2 separate regions of the Mus musculus genome follow, and region 2 is linked to region 1. The links are chromatin loops, found by intact Hi-C in ENCODE. Cell type or tissue: left cerebral cortex. All regions are shown on one strand. Links, peaks and the distances in the headings refer to the core of each region. The heading gives the core; the rest is flanking DNA. Region 1 has its middle 130 kb from the start of A730049N16Rik. Region 2 has its middle 45 kb from the start of Gm36594.

Evidence for each region. A loop is a pair of places that touch in the nucleus more often than their neighbours do. Peaks named below come from ENCODE experiments on the same cell type or tissue, not always from the same donor. Only the 100,000 strongest peaks of a DNase experiment are listed, where the experiment ranks them.
Region 2: it touches region 1 in a loop (9-fold over the local background); 6 of 42 quality-filtered maps call a loop at or near these places.

What each region holds. Positions count from the first base shown.
Region 1 is chr17:69,600,582-69,608,917 of GRCm38, reverse strand. No RefSeq gene overlaps it. Among named protein-coding and RNA genes, the nearest start is that of A730049N16Rik, 130 kb to the right of the region's middle. In left cerebral cortex, for the core only: CTCF peaks have their summits at 1,674 and 4,028 (motif pointing left); DNase peaks (open chromatin) are centred at 1,112 and 3,999.
Region 2 is chr17:69,965,280-69,973,615 of GRCm38, reverse strand. It overlaps a transcript of Dlgap1 not described here. Among named protein-coding and RNA genes, the nearest start is that of Gm36594, 45 kb to the right of the region's middle. In left cerebral cortex, for the core only: a CTCF peak has its summit at 4,459; DNase peaks (open chromatin) are centred at 3,185, 3,552, 3,962, 4,390 and 3 more places; H3K4me3 peaks cover 3,401 bases; H3K27ac peaks cover 2,254 bases.

The DNA of each region.
Region 1 (8,336 bases), core at 222-8,221:
AAACCACCAACCAAAGAGCACACATGGTGGGACTCATGGCTCTAGCTGCATATGTAGCAGAGGATGGCCTAGTCGAATATCAATGGGAGGTGATGCCCTTTGTCCTATGGAGGCTGTATGTCCCAGTGTAGGGGAATGTCAGGGCCAGGAAGTTAGAGTGGATGGGTTGGGGAGAAGGGGAAAGAGGGAGGGGGATATGGGGAGGGGGTTTTCGGAGGGGAAACCAGGAAAGAGGATAACATTTGAAATGTAAATAAAGAAAATATCCACCAGGCATGGTGGCACACGCCTTTAATCTCAGCACTCCGGGAGGCAGAGGCAGGCAGATTTCTGAGTTAGAGGCCAGCCTGGTCTACAGAGTTCCAGGACAGCCAGGGCTATACAGAGAAACCCTATCTTGAAAAAAAAAAAACAAAAAGAGAAGGAAAGAAAGAGAGGGAGAGAAAGAGAGAGAGAGAGAGAGAGAGAGAGAGAGAGAGAGAGAGAGAGAGAGAGAGAAGAGAGAGGGAGGGAGGGAGGGAGGGAGGGAGGGAGGGAGGAAGGAAGGAAGGAAGGAAGGAAGGAAGGAAGGAAGGAAGGAAGGAAAGGAAGGAAGGAAGGAAGGAAGGAAGGAAAGAAAGAAAGAAAGAAAGAAAGAAAGAAAGAAAGAAAGAAAGAAAGAAAGAAAGAAAGAAAGAAAGAAAGAAAGAGAAAAAAGAAAATATCCAATTTTTTAAAAGGTGGGCTAATAAAAAAAGTGTTGCTCAGTGGAAATGGGAGGAATATAAAATAGAGTAAATACTCAAAATTCATTATATATGTACAGCATTGTCAAAAATAATAATGTGCATATCTATATTAATCCTGTTTTTAAAGCATACATTATTTATCATTTATACATGGCATGTCTTTAGGGTTTAGGAACTAACGCTGAGGGCATGATTGACTGTAGCATACAAAATCCTGATGTACCAGGAAGCAGGAGAAAGGAGCAACGCTGAGCTATGGATCAGTTCAGCTAAGCCTAGGCGCTGACATCCTGAAGCGAGGCCCTTGAGGAACTTGCTGTTCCCAGACTGCCAGGAAGAGTGCCACCTTCTCACTTGCTGAAGGATTTCATTTTCTCACCTTTCAGAGCTGCTATAGGCTCCATTTGCTCGGTTCTCTTTTGTCTGTTTTCAATTCTTCTACAAACTTGGAAGTTTGGGTATCTTAGAAAGTAGATCTGCAATGGCAAGCAATGTCCTGTGTCCTCAGTTTACAAGGCTACCTCCTTTGCACTGTCCCATGTCCTCAGTTTAACAGGCTGCCTCCATGCCATGCTGATGTGTGAAGACACCTACCCAGCTCGTCTGTTCTTGTCGGATATAAGAGTTTAGACTCTGCAATCTGTATTTCGAACAATTATACTGCAGATAAATCTCATGCTGTTCTATTACTAACATGTCCAGTTGTAACTGTGGGGTTTTTTTTTCTAGGCCCATACAACTTTTAATAAGTACACTCGCTTTTATTAAGTTATCAATTCCCAATTTGATGGCAGAGTGGCAAGGTAATGTGTACTATGAGATAGTGGTCCTGTGAGATAAGCTTTACCTGCAAGACTGTGGCCTTTGAAGCTTGTGTAAAACTGTTGGGAGGCAAGTACATCACAGGGTATCTCCTTTGTGTCAGATAGAGGGCAGTGTACATTCTTTTCACAATTCAGGTACACCATCTTTGAAGGAGAGAACGAGCCTTAACCAGAAGCCTAAGCCTTGGTCTTAGATGTTCTAGGCTCCAGGACCACTGTGGCAAACACAAATCTGTACCTGTGGATGTTCTTATAAATGACCTAATTTAAGGTATGTAGATAGAGTAACCAGAGTGACTTTAAACACTAAGTCCACTGACTGGGCCTAGGATTTGAGTTTAAGAGCATTGTGTAAAATATTGAGCAACAGAGTATCACAATTTTTAAAAAATTATCTCAATTCTTTATATTTTACCCCCCCCCAAAAATGGGCCCAGGGGGGGCAACATACTTTTATGTAAAACACAACTGTGTGAGTTCTGGTTAAGACGTCACCAACGAGATTGCAAAGATAGATAGATAGATAGATAGATAGATAGATAGATAGATGGGTGGATGGATGGATGGATGGATGGATGGATGGATAGGTGGGTGGGTGGGTGGGTGGGTGGGTGGGTGGGTGGGTGGATGGATGGATGGATGGATGGATGGATGGATGGATGGATGGAAGGACGGACGGACAGACAGACAGACAGGACAAACACTGAAGCCACCCAAGGACTTTTCAGAGCTTATAAACGATCCAGAAGACCAGGGCCGTCTTCTGAGGGCTCCTGAATCAGAGTCTGAAACTGCGGGATCCTCCGGTAGTACTATGTCCAATTTTCTGAGGAACCGCCAGACTGATTTCCAGAGTGGTTGTACAAGCTGACTCTTGATTCTGTACATTAAAATTCTCCCCCACTATTTCTGATGCCTGTGCAACTTTTTTAAAAAAAAAAAAACCTTGACCTAAGCCTTGTTATTGGAAAACAAACTGAAGAAATGTCTTTCTTTATTCACTTATTTTATTTTAGTACAGCATCCCCTTGTACCACAGGCTAACCTCAAACTCACGCTGTAGCCGAGAAGGGTCTTAATTTCTGACTGTCCTGCATCGCTTCCTACATACTGAGATTGCAGGCGTGTACCATCTTAAAAGCATCGTAAAAGGGCAGCGGAGTGAGTGGAGACTAGTGCGGCGTGCATGCTAAGCAAGCACTGCACCATTGAACCACATTCCCAACCTCCAAAGCATTTACATGCAAAACAAACTCTCAGCACATCAGGCATCTGTACAACGGAAGGAGACATTTTAAGCAGGTGCTTCCCGTGGTAATTTGTCACCAAACTCAGAGGCGAGGCCTCAGCACCATTTCCAGGTGAGCACACAAGCGCATCTTCCCTCTGCTACCCTTTCCACTAACTGCTCTGCTCACCACCCCCTATTATCAAAGCTAGCCTCTTTTAATGGCAGCCAACATAATTTCTGGCTGGTGTCCACAATCTATACGGAGCCATTCCAGACAGTTCAGGTTGATGCTGGCCTCTGCCCTGACGTGCCGTCTCAATGCTCCTGAAATTTCTGAAAAATCTGTGTCCTCTTGCCTTACAGGGCCCTTTAGGACATCCATCCTGGCCTTGGTTACTATAACAGCTAATAACTTTGCAGTTCCTCTAATTAATTCTGAAGCACGGCCCTGGGATTTGCCTAGTGTGGCTGAGCTGGTAAGTTGTGCTTAACGTGTTCTCCTCTGTGATAGACTCAGTAATGAAGCTGTGAACGCAAAGCAACCTAACCTACATTTGCTACCCACGGGGCCAGTGTGTTGGGGAAACGAAAAGACGAGGACAAAGATTGTAACCACAAAGACAACTTCTCAACGTGTCACTTCCTCTCAGGCCAAATAATAACCCTATTGATCCTTTCAAGAACCGTAAGGCAAAATTACTTTTCAATGTCGCAAAGGTGGAAACCGGACGTGTGACGTTACCGCACACTGATTCGTGCCCTCACGCCAGGTCCCAAGCCTCCGCACATTTCCTTTACCGAAATTTCAGAGCGTTGTGCTGCTTTTATAACAAGCAGGGTCTCCCACCTGTTTGTATTGCCATGATTTCCCAGGTCTTTCGGGCCAGCTGATCAGCTGTGTGAGCAGTGGGTGTCTCATCGACGCAGCTACACACCTCTGCATCGACACTGTACCTGAGCAAGTCGCAGAGAGGTACCGATTCACTTCATTACTTCATGGCAATGACCTTGACCCCGCCACTCCACTTCTGAACTAAGCCTGTAATTAAACTTGAGCACGGACACGTCATTTCTCTTTACAGTCCCAGGAAAGGTCTTGATCTTCAGTTTACTGTAAACAGTTGGGTATTCATAGTTCCCAGCATGCTCAAAAGAATGGACAAATGTTGCCAGCTTCCAGCATCCCTAAAAAGCAAGAAAGGATGGCAGAATGCTGTACTTCACCCGGGGTGGTGCCGCCCCCTAAAGGAGACTTATGGGATGTACAGACTGTTTTTCTGATAACCACTGCAGTATTATCAGTATTTAATAATGACAGTGACTAGGCTGTACATGCGCGATGGAGTACACATTTATTCTCCTATGCCAAATTGAACAATTAGTACACATCAAAGGTGTAAATATTTGGACCTAAAGCCATAGAACAGTTTACATTTCAAAATAAAGTGGTTTATTTTTTGCAGTTTAAAAACTATAAACCAAATTCCAAGGATACAGCAACAAGGTTTTTTGGTTTTTGGTTTGTTTCATTGTGGTGTTTTGTTGTTGTTGTTGTTGTTGTTGTTGTTGTTGTTGTTGTTGCTGCTGTTGTTGTTGTTGTTGTTCTTCTTCTTCTTCTTCTTCTTCTTGTTACTGTTGTTTGGTTTCCTTTTGTTTCTGTTTATTTTTTATTTTGTTTATTTATTTTTGTTTGCTTTGTTTTGTTTGTTTGTTTGTTTTGTCTTTCTGTATAGTCTTGGCTGTCCTGAAACTCTCTCTGAAGGCCAGGCTAGCTTCAAACTCACAGAGATCTGGCTGCCTCTGCATCCTGAGTGTTGGGATGAAAGGTGTGCGCCACCACGTCTGACTTCGTTTGTTTGTTTGTTTGTTTGCTTGCTTGCTTAAGTTATTTTTATTTGCTGGAAACCTTGGCAGGAATTTGTTGCTAATTCAGAATATGACAATTATGATCACCGAACCAGCTTTATCAGTCTTGCTTTTTTGGAGTGCTATATTTCGTAACTGTATATATGGGCTTTATCATTAATGCCTTCTCTAAACTATACAAAGGAAGATGCCTATACATTGTCATATTAAAACACTACAATGCATGGCCTCTCTGTTCTGTGGTGATTTAAATATGGTGTTCCCCATAGTCTCTGGCATTTGAATACTTGTCCCTCACTTAGTGACATCCTTTGAGAAGACTTAGGAGGTATGCATGCCTTGCTGGAGAAAGTCTGTCACTAGGGGATGTGATCCCCAGGGTTCCCCAGCCTAGAAGTACTGTGCAACATGCAACTCTGGTCCAAGAGCCCAGACTGCATCTCAAGTTGGCAGCAGGACTTGGCAGCATCATCCACATAGAACTGACTTTGTGTGCATAAAAGATGCCAGATTAAATGGGTCATGGAGGGCTCACTCTCTCACACTCTCATGCTTTCAAAGAGTAACTGAATTCAGGGATGTATAGTAGGCACTGGGATCATGAAGCATTCTCTCTCTGTGTGTGTCTCTCTCTCTCTGTGTCTCTCTCTGTGTATCTCTCTCTCTGTGTCTCTCTCTGTGTATCTCTCTCTGTGTCTCTCTCTGTCTCTGTCTCTCTCTGTCTCTCTCTCTGACTCTCTCTCTGTCTTTCTCTCTGTCTCTGTCTCTGTCTCTCTCTCTGTCTCTGTCTCTCTCTCTGTCTCTGTCTCTCTCTCTCTTTCTCTCTGAAGCAGCAAGCACAGGGCCTACATGGGTCTACACTAGGTTCTATCTATCTATCTATCTATCTATCTCTATCTATCTATCTATCTATTTTTTTATCTATGTATGGGACTCGTGAATGTGTGACTGAGTGGGTATCTGTTTCTTGTGTCTTCTCTCTCTCTCTCTCTCCCAGGGTTTCAGAGAATAACTGAAGCTAGGCAATGATGATAGAGTAGAAGTCCTGCCTGTTTGAAGTTGAGAAGATAAAGCCCACGTTGCAATGGAAACTCCAGGAAGTTATAGTTACTAGGGTCATGTGAAGTTTATCAAGGAAACAAGCAGACATGGATTAGAGCTGACCCAAGAAAGGGGCTGTAGGATTAGAGCTGACCCAAGAAAGGGGCTGTATATGCTGCTTACAGAAAAGCTTAATGGATGAATCTACAGGAGCCCTTTGGAGACCCATATGATTCATCAAGATGGTCATGGACCTGCATGATTCAAGGTTTGCCTGCTGAGTTTCAGTCTAGCTTTCATCTGATTGTTCCTTCCTGTGGCCCTATTCATTCCCACTCCAAATGAAAATGTTTGTTTGCCATGTGCCATTTTATATTGAAAGTACATAGCTTGTTTTTAAATGTTAGAGAAACTCAGTTAAAAGATTCCACTAAGGAGGTGTCTCGGTTGTTAAGAGCACTTGTTCTTGACAAAGAGTCAGGTCTAGTTCCTTGCACCAAGATGTTGGCTCAAAACTACCCGTTACTCCAGTTCCAAGAAATATGTCACCCTCTTCTGATTTCCATGGGCACTAGACACAGGTGTTACACATACACACATGCAGATAGAAAGTTCATACATATAACAAAGGAATAAATCTTAGAGATATCTTTTTGCCTCAAATGAGAATTGAGCCTTGAACATTTATTTTTGCATTTATTTCCTTTTACTGAGAATAGAATTTTTTCTTTAATATAATATATCCTAATTAGTGTCTCTTCTCCCTACTCCTCCCAGTCCCCCACACTCTCCAATCCAATCCATTCCCTTTCAAAAATCTCTCACCATAAAAAGTAAAGACTTCTAAGACATTAAAAAAAAACAACATAACAAAACAAAATATAAGAAGATGAATCAAAGGCCGTCACACTCAAGTTTGACAAGGCAAACAAAAAGAAGGAGAAGAGCCCCAAGAAAAGGCAGAATAAACAGATACCCACTCAGTCACACATTCCCGAGTCCCATACAGAGAGAGAGAGAGAGAGAGAGAGAGAGAGAGAGAGAGAGAGAACCTAGTGTAGACCCATGTAGACCTGTGCTTGCTGCTTCAGTCTCTATGAGACCATATGACCTTTGCTTAGTTGACTTAGAGTCTTGCTCTCCTAATATCCTCCCTCCACTCTGGCTCTTATACTCTTTCTGATTTCTCTTCTTAAGGGTTTTCTGAGATTGAAGGGCAGGGATTTGATGGGGATATCACATTTAGAGCCTTGTATTCCAAGGTTTTTGTCTCTCTGCATGATGTCTGGCTGTGGGTCTCTGCATTTGTTCCCATCTGCTGTAAGGTGAAGCTCATCTGACCATGGCTCAGTAAGGCACTAAGCCTATGAGTATAGCCGAATACCATTTGAAGTCCTTTCATTTCTATCTTTTTAAAGAACAGAAGTATTTTTGTTTACCCTACATCTCTGGGTGATCTACTCTCTGGTTCTTCATCAGCTAAGCAGTGTCAGATATGAGCTTCATCTCAGGGAGTGGGTCTTACCTCAAATCAGACATTGGTTGGTTACTCCTACAAGCTTCATGCCACCATTGCCCTAGCATAGTTTGCAGGCAGGCATTAGAACATAGGGATAAAGATTCTATGTAGGTACCTGCTTAACCTCTCCATGTTCAATAAATTGTGTGGGTATTGTCTTTAGCAATGGGCATTGCAGACAGTTTGTGGAAAGCAACCTATTGTCTTGGCAACTGCCTGAGTTGTTTGGGAATTTCAATTTAACCCCTTTTGCCATCAACTCAATCAGATATCACCTGGTCTGGGTATTGAAAGCTTTGTTTGGTGACAAAACAAATGGCCAGATGGGACTCTGTCTACCTCATTATTTTGAGACTTCATTTGGATTGTCTTCTATATTTTAGAAAGTTTCCACTGCACAATACCGTTCCTCAAATGCTCAATTCTAGACACCTCTCCCCATATTTCCTCCCATGATCCTATTTCTTCTCTCCTCCCCTTACTGATCCTCTCATCCCACACCCACCCCTGTGCTCCAGTCCACCCATAAATTCCTCTCCTGGGGAGATCCACGTTTCTCCCCTAGTCCCTTCCTCTACATTAACCTCTATGATTTTACAGATTGTAAATTGATTATCATTCATTTAGCAGCTAATAACCACATGTAAGTGGGACTTGGGATTTTTAAATAATGTTGGAAATATTAACGTGGGACTGTAGGGACTTTTGACATTATGAGATGACCAAGAGCTTAGAGATAAGGAGGAGAGAATTGTGACTCAAACGTAACACGTTTGAGGTGTCATGTTGACAAGAGGTAGACTTGTGATGATTAGAGTTACCAAACTCAGAAGATCTTGGATCACCAAAGAGACACATCTCTGGGAAAGCCTGACGTCTGAGAAAGGTTATCTAGATTAAGTTAATTGAGGTATGAAGACCTGCCCTATGTAGGCAGCTCAACTCCATGAGTTGAGATAGATCTTCGGTGTAAGAATGAGGAAGTAAGGCAAGTGCTAGAATACACGTCTCTTTGCTTCTAATTGTAGGCACACTCTGTCCGTCAGCCCCATATTTCCATTGACTAGACCTAACAGAGATGCTATTACTGTTGTATGATCCTTCTTCTGAAAACATAAGTATATAAG
Region 2 (8,336 bases), core at 281-8,280, 360 kb before region 1:
AGGCTGGGAAATTGGGTCAGCACCTCTGTGCAAGACCAATTTCAAAGCCAAAGCAAGGAGCAGTGGGCCTCAGAGGATGGCCATTCACCATTCAAACTGCCTGATATACACATCCACTTTGTTGTTGTTGTTGTTGCTGCTGCTGCTGCTGCTCCTCCTCCTCCTCTTCCTCCCCCCCTCCTCCTCCTCTTCCCCTTCCACCTCCTCCTCTTTTTCCTCCTCTTCTTCTCCATCCCATTGGCTGTGTAAGTTTGTACCCTCAGGGTTACAGGGAAGGAAGTCATAAATATAAACGATAAGAAATGGATATGGAGTGGAGTCAAGGTTCTCGTATCTGGCAATCTGCCACTGTCCTCTGTGGTTGTTTAAACTGAGGACATTAGAAGGCAACTTGCAAATCTTCTTTTCTAGGGAATGTTTCAGGTCTTCCTGGCAACAAATCTTTGAAAACTCCTGATAGGGACCAAATCTAGGGGAAATAACCTTCACCAGCAATGAAGAGGAATCAGGCTACACATTCTCCCGTGACTTAAAAATCATGAAGGATGTTTTGAGGAACACTGTAATGAATCTTTCCTTGGAAAACCAAACCAAGAGCCCTTAGGATTCTACGAATAAGCAACCCAAGACCTAGGGTGCTTTAACCCCAAATGTTCTCATCAGCACAAAAATTTTCTGGAACGCTAGCAAAAGGCCTTTCTGATAAAATAGCCACCTAATTTTTAAAAGATTTACATTTACAATTGTGGAAATGTCTATGGGTATGTGCACCTGAGAGTCCAGAAGAGGGCATTGGAATCCACAAGTTTGGAGTTATAGGCTCCCCAGTGTGGGTGCTGGGAACCAACTACAGCCCTTGCAATAGCTGTGTGTGCTCTTAACCTAATAGGTTTAAATTAATCATAGACCAACATACAATAGGAATACATTATAATTATGGGAAGTCACTACGGAGATTTTTAAGATCCCCAATAACCTGGTTTTGATGGTGTAGTTGTGAACTCTCTTATTTCTTTACTCTCTTTCATTGACTGGTTGGGTTCCCTTAAAACTCAGGACGTGTACGATTTATAAAGAAAATGAAATCTTCATGGAATCTTCCAGTTGGAAGCCTCTTGATTGAAAGCTAATTCTCTGCCTTCTGAGACAGCTTAACACAATTGAGGAGAGCAGTCATTAAAGCAACACAATGTGAGTTTGAGTTTATAATAGAAACAAAGAGCAGCACTTTGCTTTTCTTTCTCAATTACAAAGTATCGAGGAAATGAGACATACACCTAGACAAAGGAAAACAGCAACCCGGAGTACACAGGAGTTTCTTATTTAAGAAAAAAAAATGTGGCGCATAACTTTATCAAGCAGTGGTCACACCACTACTGTATTGTCCCTGAGTTATTTATCAGACAATCCTGTCTGTGCCGTGTTAATTTTATTTAAAATATCAGTCTTGATGGCTTTCGGGAACAAAGGTATGCACTTAACAGATCCAAACCTCACTGTTTCTGTCCCTAAATCTGGATGCAGTGAGAAACACAAATCACCAGAATTTAGAAGGCAAAGCAAGTGGGTTTGTGGGATTTCCCTGCATAATATTGTGAGGTCCTCCTTCCACTTGCTTAGAATGACTGCTGGTGTGATTCATAATGTTTTTAGTTGATGCTTCTAGAATAAGATGAATCTTGGAGGGAGAAATGAGAGGAGCTCTGCCATCAAAGTCCCCACAGGGAGTGCTCATGCCCTTGTCCTTCCCTCCAAGCACAAAAGCTTGAATATAATTGGAAAAGTTTTGTCGGTAAAGTACTCAGTAAAGTACTTAGTAAAGATCTTTCAAAACGTTTGTTCATTTTGCCAAGATTTATGTTGCCCGTGTTTTATGTTTTTGAAAGTTCATACAAATATACAATATATTTTGGTCATGTCCCTCTCCCACTCCCTCCCCACGTTGCCTATACTTTACTTAACAGCAAATCTTAGAATCACAGAGAGAGAGATGCAAAGGTGATCTTTAAAGCTTAGCCTGCATTTGCAAGCCTTTTTCTCCTGCAAGGTTACTTATTTTCCCTTAGGCAAGCCACTTAGCTTCAAAGATTTTCACAGAATCTCGGGCCTAGAACTTGGAATTAGTACTTAAGGTAGTGGCTTGTGCAAACTTTAAACTAAACCAGCAAATCCAAAAAATAATGAAGAAGCAAGCTATGGACACCAGATTTCTATTCAACCTCATTTCCTTCCAACGTTTGAATTCTCTGGGCCCAAACACAGCTTTAAAATTTTAAGAACTTAAATTCTGAGCATGTTTTGAATGTATTGGAATTCCTTTTTTAACAGCGTTACACGAAGACCACTTTCCTCTGGTATTGTAGAAACTAGAACGGTTTCATCATTCCTTGCCTGCCTGTCATTTCCATCTACGTTGGGATAGACACTATTGTTATCTACACAAAAAACGATCAGAGGCAATAGCAAGTTGCTTCCTGAGACTGAAGTCGTGATATAAATAACTGTCCAAAAGCTGTTCTTTACAGCACCTCCTTTCTGATCTAAAACAAACAGAAACAAAACAAAAATGGACTGGGCATGGGTGCCAGATGTTTGGTTTTGGACTTAAATTCCGTTCCCTACTTCTAAGCTTTAAGTATTCGTTATTTCCATTTGAATGGCCCATCATCTTCTTCTAGGAAGTCATTCATGAAGACCACAAATGCTAGAGAGCTGTCTCTTAATTGTGACTTTTATTATCCATCTTGTAATTCTGTTGGAACTTCATTTGATAGGCCAGGAGGCATGATTGGCAGCCTCTGGGGGCTCAGAACCAGTTTCTCTATGAACAGTCTTAAGGGGGAGGGGGGTTCATTAGAGACATAACCTCTCACCCGACAGCGATTTGGTCCTCCTAAGTATGCCACCCCTCCTGTTCCACATGCTCTCCCCTTCTTAGAAAATTCCGCAGCGCTCCAGGCCAGGCAAGGGGTGAGCAGGCATCCTGGGCCAGCGCGACGCCCTCCGGGCACAGGCGCTCAGTGCCTCTGGGGCGGGCACACGGGCCCCCTTCCCACGGCCTCATGAACAACGTGAAGACCAGAACCGCTCGCTCTCTGCGGGTCCTGAATGCAGGGTCTTCATAGCCCTTAAGGTCCTCCTCACAGCTGCAGCCACCCCTCCATGAAAGTGCAATTTGTTATCTGGCTCAACCCGGAGCAGGGAGAGGTTCCCATTGGTCCCGGCTCCAGCGCCAGTCACTTATCTGGTCCTCGGAATACAGACTCTCATCGCCCGCCACGCCACGCGATTCGCGGGCAGTTGGCCTCAGAGACTCTCCGGAGACCCCACCCCCCACGACCCTTTCTCTCTTCTGTGTTTCTCTGTGCCACTGTCTTTGTGTCTTTTTTTTTCCCTTCTTACACACACAGGGAAGGGGTCGCTCTTCACAACCAATGCCAAAAGTGTCACACAAAAAGAGTGCAACAACTTGCTTTGCAAAGGACTGGGGAGCCCCTGGCGAAGTCCCCTGCAGTGAGCAGCTGCCATTGCCTACAAGGTGCTGAACCGGGTATGAATTTGGCTGAAGCTGATGGAGACATAGGACCCGCGTTCTTGTCCCTTCCCCCGCCCCCTCCAGGGACCCTGTCTCAGTTAAAAATCTGTCCCTTCTCGAACACCCTAGGGAGCTGCGAAGATCCTTTGCCCGGGGAAGGGTATGCTGGTCCCAGGAATCCCAGGGTCACCACGGGGACCAGACGTGCTCCCGGGGCAGAAGTCATGAAATTGAGAGAGCCGGCCAATGGCCAGCAGAGGCGGCCCGCAGTCCCTAGGATGCGAGGGCTGCCGCGACCTCGCAGCAGGAGGTGAGCAGCAGCCACCCAGCGCGCCACCGCTGCCACCGCTGCCTCCGCCGCCGCCGCCGCGCACGCCCCAGCCCCGCCGCGCAGCCTGGCATTGCCTTACCGCTGCCCGCAGTCTGTCCGTCGCTGCTCCGTCCGTCTGTCAGTCCGTCCCACGAGCCTCGGAGCGAGGACCAGAGCAGTGAACCCGCAGTACGGGACGTTTCTCAGCGAGGTGAAGGGAAGGAGCCCAAGCAGGCGCTGAGGTGGCGGCAGCCGCTCGCGCCGCCGGTCCTGCCGCTCCCCGCCGGCGGAAGGTGGCTGCGAGGCCGCGTCCTCGGGCTTGCGGCGCCCGAAGCGCAGCGCTCGCCTCTGGAGCGGAGGCTGAGCGCCGGGACGCGGCGGGCAGGGGCGGCGAGGCTGGGCTGGTCACCCGCCCCTGGGTGCATGTTAATACGGCGGGGAGGAGGAGTCCCGCGCTTCCTCCGCCCAACCACGGGAGCCGGCGGGCGGGCGGCGGCCACGGCCAGAAGCCAGGCGCTCCCACCCGCTCCGGCTGCTACGAAGTGGCCGCTGGCCTTGGTCCTGGCCAAGGCACGGGCGTCCCGGGCCGCGGGGAGGCGCTGGCGGCTCCCGGAGGGTGCGCTCGCGCCCGCTCAGCCTCCGTCCGCAAGTATGTCCGCGCCTTCCCGGGAGCGGACGCCAGCATCTCAGCCCGGAGCCAGGGGCCGCCACCCGCTAGTGGGCGTGACCTATGCGTACCCTTGCGCTGTATCTTGGGGGGAAGTAAACTTCCGCTCCTGACTGCCCAGCGTTCTTTCCTTACTCTGCAATTCTAAGTAGAGAAAGCAGACCTTGGCACAGGGTCCATCCGCAGACCCTGTCTGAGGGCAAATGGTTGTTGGAAAGCTCTCCTTCTCTCCATCCTCGGAGCCCACAGTAGAAGTAGCCCTTGAAGTCACCACTTAGGAAGGAGACACATGGACTCATGCATCATAGAAGGCTTAAAACCTGACACCAACACTCAAAACCGTTCTTCTTTGGCTACTCAGCTTTCCTCATCTTTACAGCTCTTGGACAGGTTATATGGATTAGATTAACCAATGTATTTTTCATTCATTCACTATTTTAATGAAAGAAAAGAAAAATGAATTCTGTTCCTTCTGTTCTCTGGCTTTAGTAATATTCACGTTTGTGAATATTGAACACTATACAACTAAGCTCGGAAGGAAGGAAGGAAGGAAGGAAGGAAGGAAGGAAGGAAGGAAGGAAGGAAGGAAAGGAGGGAGAGAGGGAGAAAGGAAGGACCCACCAACATCACGGAAGGACCAGGGTAATAGGCAGGTTAGCTGAGAATTTAAAAAATAAATAAAACAAAGGCCAACATGTCACTCAATTACGAACTCGCACAGTGCGGTGCTCTTCTCAATACTACACTAGGCATTAAGTATGACATTCAGGATCAACATTAGCATGCTAAACTGGTTAATTGTGGCTAATCGCTATCTTCCTGTTCATTTCCACTCCCAAAAAGAAATGGCATGTTCAGAGAGAAAACCCTTTGTTCTTCAGCTCCCAGGGACGACATTATGATGAAAAGTATATAATCTTCTTTATGTAATTGTACCCAGAAAGTTATAAGACTTAGCATCTGTTTTGTGTGCTATCTAATTATAAATATTAATAGAATATTCTTTTAAAGAAAACACTTCTAAAAATGCACGGAAGTGAAAAGCAGTTTCCATAAAAATATGACTCAGATAAATAATCTCCACAGTTTCGCTAAGTGATTTTCCACTAAAGAGAGAGAGAGAAATTAAGCTACTAAACAGAGGTAAACTCTTGGCGTTCTAACAAATATCCCCAACCAATTCAAGGATGACAATGTAGGGATGCTGCCCTTCCTATCTGGCTTCCAGAAAAGGCTTCTGAAAAGTCTTCATAAATAGAAAAGGGCAACTACAGGGGTTTTACAGGCTTAGAAATATGTTGAATCCAAAGATATTTTAAAAGTAATGCCATCTATTACAGAAAATATTCATAATTATTAAGCCTTAACATAAATTAAATAACTTTAGTGAGAACAAAATAACTTACAACTTACCAGAAACCAAAATTCTTTTGTGTCTTCATTGTGAATAGGTTTTTTTTTCATACAATAAATTCTCTATACCTCAATGGTAGAGTATTTGATTTCAGAAAACAAAATTTGAATGTCTGAATAATAATCTCTATACAGTATTACTTTTGTGAAGATCTTCCGAGTGTAGTGTGATAGAAATCAAAAACGATTAAGATAAGTGAAAACTGTTCTTCAGAAAGATAGGCAAATCTTCCAGAATTAGAGAATTGTAGTTCAAACCCAGTGTCAGTAGCAGGCAGGAATTGACACAGTGCTCACAGGGAGGAATCAAGAGAGCTAGAGAGAGTTTAGATTGTTATCACAGACTCACGAAGAGAGAACGTCAATGGTTTGTTCTATTCTCCCACCAATGGACCATGACTTATCATTGGCTCAAGTGTCTGAACATCCAGGCTTCAAAGAGGCATTGACTGCTTGGCTGTACCAGGAGGAAGAAGAATACATTTGAGTCTTCTGTGTCCATGTACATGGCTATACCAGTCTTTCAGACGACATGGGATTAGACATAGAAAATTCATCAAAATAAGATCAGAGAGTTCATAGAAGAAGAATTTGATATTGGATTAAAAAAAAGGATAGACATCTAGTCCATTGACTGGCTATTGAGTTTGCATTATAATTGCTATATGTGTGCTTAAGAGGTCACCTATTCCTGCAGTCACTTTGAAACAAATAATATTTTATAAGGAGAGCTGGTAGCATTTGTCTTTGTTGTTATCCATGTGCTTGCTTTTGTTTGACTTTTAAAATGTTACTTAGTATCTACCATGTGAATAATTATTTATATAAGTAGAATATAAGCCATGCACAAGCGAGAGCTAGTCAGCTGTGATCCTTTCTGTCATAGTGTGTTAACTGAATAATGCATGAAAAGATGTCCCCGGTCAATGTTGCCTTCTGTGGGAAAAGAAACTTTGTAGATAAGATTGAGTTAAAAATCTTGAGACAGAAAGATTATCTGCCTTTATTTTTTGAGTCTTTATACGGACAATGGTCTCTATCAGATGAGGGTTAGGGAATGGAAAAGCAGGAAGCAGAGGTGGGATTCTGCAGTCTGTGAACCCTGTATTTAGAGGAGAACAGTCATAAGGAATGTATGTTTCTGAAGCTTACAAACCAATAGAGGAACAGCTTTCCTCAGCAGCCTCTAAGATAGAGTGGTATCTTAGGATCTCAATTTTAGCCCACTTCACCTGATATCAGACTTCTGACCCGCAGAGCTGTAAGATTACTTGACATGTCTTCTAGCCACCAAGTTTGTAGTGATCATCAATAGTAGCCAGAGACATGTCATATAAACACTTCACCCAGCTGCACACTCCAGTTCCTGAAGATGCACTCTGGTGAGTAGGCTGCATGAGAATGCTCTCTAACCATGTAAGTCCCCCCAAAATATTTATCCTCTTCTGGAGGATAAACATTCTTTATCCTCTTTATCTATTCTTTATCTTCTTTCTTGGTGTTGGCTAAGTCAGCAAACATGATGGCAAGAGCAGGACATTTGAGACCACAGGCAGACAGATTTCCTGCTGGGTAATCTCTCATTTTCTATCTAAAGAAAAATGGTGGCATTCTGCCTTGACCATGGCATGGTGAAGCAGGTAAAAAAAAAATACAAGTAAACAACCACACAGTGAAAGAAAAACCGAAGGACTATCTGAAAAGTAACCATGAAAGACGTGAGTGTCTATTTTAACTGGGAACTCTTGTATATCTCCTTCCAGTCTTTACATCTCCACTAGGCTTAATATTTGTGAATCCCAAAACCTGCTAGGAAAATCCACCTGAATTTTTCCAGATACCTCGGGATTAATATATCATCTACTTTCCCCTTCTTTTAAACTGATTTCTCTTCCTGGCAATGGGTTCAGCACAGAGGTAAACCACTTGCTCAGCATTTTTAAGGTCTTTTGTTCGAGGCAGTAGTGAAAATTAAAAAGACTTATTGTATTCACCCATGACGATATCATCCACCAGGTCACCAGGACTTACAACAGAGAACTACACAGTACAATAGACTTCACACTCACAAGTCAGCCTCCATCCACAACCACGGTTGGCCTCTTCCTCTGTTTAAACAGCTCTTGAATCCATCTTGATTTCCATTTCTAGTATAGAAACCTATTGGGCTTCCATAGCCTCCTACCTAGGCACTGTAATGTCTTTCTCAATCTATTTTCTTTAATGTAGATTTTCCTTTTCTTCAAAAACAATGGTATCACTTTAAATATGTATATTAAAACAGAGTTTTGGCCATACAATTGTAGTCACAGTTATGTATCTATGTGAAGTATAAGTCCTCATCATGATGCCCTTGACATGCGCTGGCTTCTTCCTTCTGATCTGAACCTGTGCCTTCACGGCTTGTGCAT